Regions from separate parts of the Homo sapiens genome. Here region 1 is linked to region 2. A link is a contact called in ENCODE Hi-C or POLR2A ChIA-PET data. All regions are on one chromosome and are shown on one strand. Each heading gives the region's core, a stretch centred on a gene start or an enhancer-like site at or near the end of the contact. The rest is flanking DNA. Distances are from core to core; before and after follow the strand shown. Region 1 has its middle 38 kb from the start of PIM1. Region 2 overlaps TBC1D22B (TBC1 domain family member 22B).

Region 1 (2,700 bases), core at 147-2,646, 110 kb before region 2:
CCTGACTCTCCACCTCCAAGGCCCCCTCCTGCGGCCCCCAGTGCTTCCTCTAGCACCTATCGTCCTGGGTCCAGATAGCCTAAGTGGCTTGGCCCCTCGCTAGGCTGGGAGCCCCTTGGAATGTGGGCTGTGTCTTGCTTCCCCAGGTATTCCTCAATTCCTAATTCACGGTCTGCAACACAGTAATAAACTGTATGAAGAAAAGTAGGACGGAAGGCTGGGGGATCTTCACGGACTGAAAGTGTCAGGGGTGGGTGACAGCCCTTAAGAGTGTTGCTCTTCCCGGGGACACCTGCACTGTTAGAAAGACTTGTTTTCCACTTGGTGAGATGGAGCTGGGAGATGAGGTGGTGATTCTAGTGGCAGCAGTTGGTGTAAGGGAACAGGACTGGGAAAGGAGGAAAGGAATAAGGGGCTGAAATCGTATCCTTTGTCGGTATTTTCCTACCTGTGTCTAGATTCTTCACCAGAGACTGCAGAATTGAATGAGAGAAGAAAGGAGTAGGAACAGGAGGCTGAAAGAACAGTAATAATTTGCCTCTCATAGGCCGGGCGTGGCGACTCATGCCTGTAATCTCAACACTTTGGGCAGATCACCTGAGGTCAGGAGTTCAAGACCAGCCTGGCCAACTTGGTGAAACCCCATCTCTACTAAAAATACAAAAATTAGCCCAGAGTGGTGGTGGGCACCTGTAGTCCCAGCTACTCAGGTGGATGAGGTAGGAGAATCGCTTGAACTCAGGAGGCGGAGGTTGCACTAAGCCACAATGGTGCCACTGCACTTCAGCCTGGGCGACAGAGACTCTGTCTCCAAAACAAAAACAAAACTGAGAGTCTATGTCCATTCATTCCACAAATCTTTATCAAGCACCTGCTACATGCTGGGCATTGAACTAGGTGCTGGGAAAACATCAGTGAAGTAAATATGGTGCCCACATTTTTGGAGGGTGGTGGGAGAGGCAACTGTATAGAGTAAGTCAGGTGATAGTACATGTTATGAAGAAATGTAGCACAGTAAGTGGGAAAGAGACACATGGGATGGTAGGGAGGGGCTGTTTCACACCCATTGGTAGGGAAGGCCTCTCTGATGCCTTCTGAGCAAGAAAGGAAGCTGGTGAATAGCTGGAGTAAGAATATTCTAGGCGGAAGGCACAGTGAGTGCAAAGGCCCCGAGGCTGGAGTGTGCTGTCTGTGTTAGGGTGAACGAAAGGAAGACAGCATGGCTGCAGCAGAGGGAGGCGGAGAGAACAAAATGGTTAGAAAGCAGATCAGAGGGTGACAAGGGACTGGGTTATTTAGCAGCTGGCATGCCGTGGTAAAGACTTGGGATTTCTACCCTGAGTGTGGTGGGGAGCCCTGGCAGGTGAGGACCGGAGTAGAGGAGGGACTTGATCTGACTCAGGTTTCAACAGGAGCCCTCTGGTGGCTGGGCGGAGAACTGACTGTAAAGGGAACACAGTGGCATGGGGAGGCCAGTCAGGAACTGCTACTGCAATAGCCTGGGCAAGAGATGGTGATGGCCTGGGCCAGGGAGGTGGCAGGGGAGGTTATATGAAGTGGTTGGATATGGATCTATATTGAAGGGTGGGCTGATGGGGAGTGGTGAGGAGTTAGATTCAGGCTGAGAGAAAGAGAGGACCTAAGGATGCCTGCTGGGTCTTTAACTTGAGCAATGGAAGGGTAGAGGTGGCAAAGACTGGGGGTTAGGGCAAGGTATACGGGAGAAAATCAGGAGTGTGGATTGGGATACACTCCCCAATTTTTATTTATTTATTTATTTATTTATTTATTTATTTGAGATGGAGTTTTGCTCTTGTTGCCCAGGCTGCAGTATAGTGGCGCGATCTCAGCTCACTGCAACCTCCACCTCCCAGGTTCAAGCAATTCTCCTGCCTCAGCCTCCTGAGTAACTGGGATTACAGGCACCTGCTACCATGCCCGGTTAATTTTTGTATTTTTAGTAGAGAGGAGGTTTCACCATGTTGGCCAGACTGGTCTTGAACTCCTGACCTCAGGTGATCCACCCGCCTCAGCCTCCCAAAGTGCTGTCATTACAGGCGTGAGCTACCATGCCCGGCTACATTCCCACATTTTAAGAAAATTAAAAAAAAAAATTTTTTTACATCAGTTGGATGCGGTGGCACACCTGTATTCCCAGCTACTCAGGAGGCTGAGGTGGGAGGATCGCTTGAGCCTGGAAGTTCAAGGCTCCAGTGAGCTATGATTGCACGACTGCATTCCAGCCTGGGTGACAGAGTGCAACCCTGTCTCTAAAAATCAAATAAAAGTAGAGACATCCTGAGTGAGACCCTGAGAGAATCTGAGTCAGAGAACCAGGTGAGCTGTGTCTGGACTCCTGACCGCAGAAACTAAGACAGAATAAATGTACTGTCTTAAGCTGCTAATTTTGGGGTAATTTGTTATGCAGTAATAGATAACTAGTACATGTCACATCTCTACAAAAATGTCTCTACAACAGTAACCACCCCAAAACATATCCTGACTGGGTATGGTGGCTCATGCCTATAATCTCAGCACTCTGGGAAGCCAAGGTGGGAGGATAGCCTGAGGCCAGGAGTTCAAGACCAGCCTGGGCAACATAGGGAGACCCCATATTGTATTTAAAAAAAAAAAAAAGAGTTGTGTAGGGGAGGATCTGCTTCCAAGCTCCCTCATGGGGCTGTTGGTAGGATTCCGTTC
Region 2 (2,700 bases), core at 12-2,511:
CTGTGACTTTACAGCTATGTTAATCCTAGAGATATTCTTTACTGGGTAGCATTTTCAATTATCTGGTAGGTCTGAGGCCTTTTGGCAATACCCAACAGAACAGCATTGGAGGCTATTGTCTGCTGCTGTATTAACACCTCGATTAATCCTGTTTGTGGAAGAGTCTCACATCTTTCTTTTAGACAAAATAGAATGGGCGATTAAACTGGATAAGGTGAAAAGTTCCTCCCACCTCCATAGTTCTAAAATTCTATGAATGATAAAAGAAGAAAATGTGCCTGGGTGTTAGGCTAGACAGGCAGTGTCCTTTAGGAGACAGAATCATGGCAGAGGTGTGAGGAACAAGGGCACAAAGCATTGTGTAAGGTTGTGAACTGTTGGGTGTGACTTTTGCAGAGAAAGTAGGCACATGTATCCTAACTGCTGAAGGGCTGCTTGTAGTGAAATCACTGTGAAGGAAGCTCTGTAGATGAATACAGGTATTGTAAAAAACCAAACATGTCCAGCCTAGGAGAGAAGTTTTAGGGCTAAAAGCCACGTTAAGTGACTCAGAGAAAAACCAGCTGAAGTGGTTACAGAAATAAAAGTGGTAGTTGCAGCAGTTTTAGCAGACCAGCAAACTGGTTACACTTGAAGAACAGGGAAAAAGAGCCAGATATAAAGGGAGCCAGTAAGGGGTTCAGAGAGGAAGCAGATATCTTCCTGTCAAGGTTAGGGACTGTGCAGAGTAGTACAGTGGTTAAACCATGGTCTTTGGAGCCAGACTGCCTGGGGTCGGATCCCAGCTCTCACACTTTCCTAAACATGCAGCTGTAAGTAAGTAACTTGTTTCTCTGTGCCTCCGTTTTCTTATCTATAAATGGGGCAATAGTACCTACCTCCTTGGGCTATGATGAGAATAAAGAAACAAATACATGTGAGACAGTTAGAATAGTGTACTTGATATATAGACCTCGAAACAGTGAGCTTATTATCATTAATATTAATACTTCCTTTAGTGTATTCACGAGTCCTGGAAGCAATGAGGCGAGCTTTAAAAACCCACTTTTCTAATTAAGTGGTTTTTAACATAATGAGTAAACCATACAAGGTTCATACTGAGGGAAACTGGTTTGGAGAGGAGGCATCAGAGTACACAGGGGCAAAGGGCTGGGTCCCAGCTGCGACAAAAGCCCCCAGCAGGAAGGGTGCGTGCTTCTCCCTGGCCAAGCAGTTGTCTAGGGCCGCTGCCTGGCAGAGAGGACCAAAAACTGACAAAGGAGATCACACTGAGAGGTTTCCTTCCTGAGACCGCTGGGCAAAGGAGCCTGAGGCACATTTGCACATAGTACTCTGGGAGCAGAATGGCTGGATCCTCCGGGCCCGTGGCAGCTTGAAATGCGAGCTGCCAGCAGAGCTGGGCCAAAGCCTCTTTTGTGGTAGGTGGGGACTCTTGACAATTCCTGCCCTCAGCCTGGGCTAGTGTAATAGAATCATAATAATATGTTAGGTTGAATCATATGCAGTTGTTTTTGTAGATTAAAATGGTTGAATATTGGCAATTTCGTGAGGCTCAATCTAATAGCAGCTAATTCTTAGCACTTTGAATATACAGGCACTATTCTAAATGTTTTCCTGTGTTAATTCATTTCATCCTTGCAACAATCCTACAAGGTAGGCTATAATACCCCATTTTACAAATGGGGAAACTGTCATAGCAAGATTTTTTTTTTTTAAGTAACCAGGCCAAGGTCACCTGAGTGAGTGATAGAGGCCTGGAATCCACTCTCTGAACCACTGTGCTTTGCTGCCTGTCAGTCCCAGGCCTGCCAGATGCTTCCTGGAGCTCTTGAGCTAAACTTACATGGTGGCTGTTCCCAGGCAAGGATCTGCTTAGGTTTCCACCTCCCTCAAGATTTCTTCTTCCCCATCTCTCCCCCTACATTGGAGGTTGCTAGCAGGCTTTCTTCTCACAAAGAAACATTTAGCAACAACAACAAAAACTTGTTGTTTTAAAACTGAAAAAGAATTCCTCCCAGGGTCTTCCTTGTGACCTCCTCCTATTCTGGCTTCTGGGTTTTTCTCCTTCCACTGCCAGAAAGATCTGTGATCTCCTGCTGCCCTTTCATGCTCTCCCTCCAAGTGGCCTGAAATCACCTAACACACATCCCTGGGGAAAGCAGAGGCTCTAATGCTCCAGGGTGGACTGCAGCAGGGAGCCCCCAGGGCTGGTGCAGGTTATGGGTGAAGAGCAGCTCTGGGCCTGTCTGTGGAGTCCTAGAGCCTGCTTGGGCCCTTGTGGAGCTCTCAGGCTTCTGTTAGATCAGTGGCTGGGGAGGCCGTGTTGACTGGGGAGGAGCATGAGTCTCTGAGACACAAGAAGTGTTCTCTGTTTTCATCTGGGTGGTGGTTAATTGGGTGTGTACTTATGTAAAAAGTCATCAACCTGCATGCTTAAGATTTATGTCATGAGTCCACCCTCAAAAGGTTGGGAGGAAAGTAAATGGTGGAGACAATGTAAGAGCGCTCGAACCTACCTACCAAATAGACAAATAGATGTTTTCTACCCATTTTGATGTGGGTCATTTTTACATAATCACAATTCATTACCACCATGTACAGTTGTGTACTACTAAGGAAGTGAATGGAGCTTCTGTTACCCAGCAGTGAGCCTGAAGAGGACTGTATCTGCCCAGAGGACAGGGCCATCTGGGCTAGCAA

Evidence for each region. A loop is a pair of places that touch in the nucleus more often than their neighbours do. ChIA-PET counts read pairs that join two places held with the same protein, here RNA polymerase II (POLR2A). Pooled maps may share reads with other maps.
Region 1: a loop to region 2 is called in a map of PC-9, with 4 times the contacts of the local background. The contact joins two enhancer-like sites. A Hi-C loop is called at or near these places in 5 of 168 maps with a recorded cell type or tissue (K562, PC-9, gastrocnemius medialis and 1 more), 7 of 37 single-sample maps with no recorded cell type and 12 of 50 pooled maps. POLR2A ChIA-PET finds 5 or more read pairs at or near these places in 3 of 52 experiments (K562, activated naive CD4-positive, alpha-beta T cell and activated naive CD8-positive, alpha-beta T cell).

What each region holds. Positions count from the first base shown.
Region 1 is chr6:37,206,780-37,209,479 of GRCh38, forward strand. No RefSeq gene overlaps it. Among named protein-coding and RNA genes, the nearest start is that of PIM1, 38 kb to the left of the region's middle. Within about 2 kb of position 1,397, at least 5 of the 41 ENCODE cell types and tissues checked have a DNase peak (open chromatin) inside an H3K27ac peak, as active enhancers do.
Region 2 is chr6:37,319,499-37,322,198 of GRCh38, forward strand. The region is part of intron 12 of TBC1D22B (TBC1 domain family member 22B); the gene reads left to right. Among named protein-coding and RNA genes, the nearest start is that of RNF8, 33 kb to the right of the region's middle. Within about 2 kb of position 1,262, at least 5 of the 41 ENCODE cell types and tissues checked have a DNase peak (open chromatin) inside an H3K27ac peak, as active enhancers do.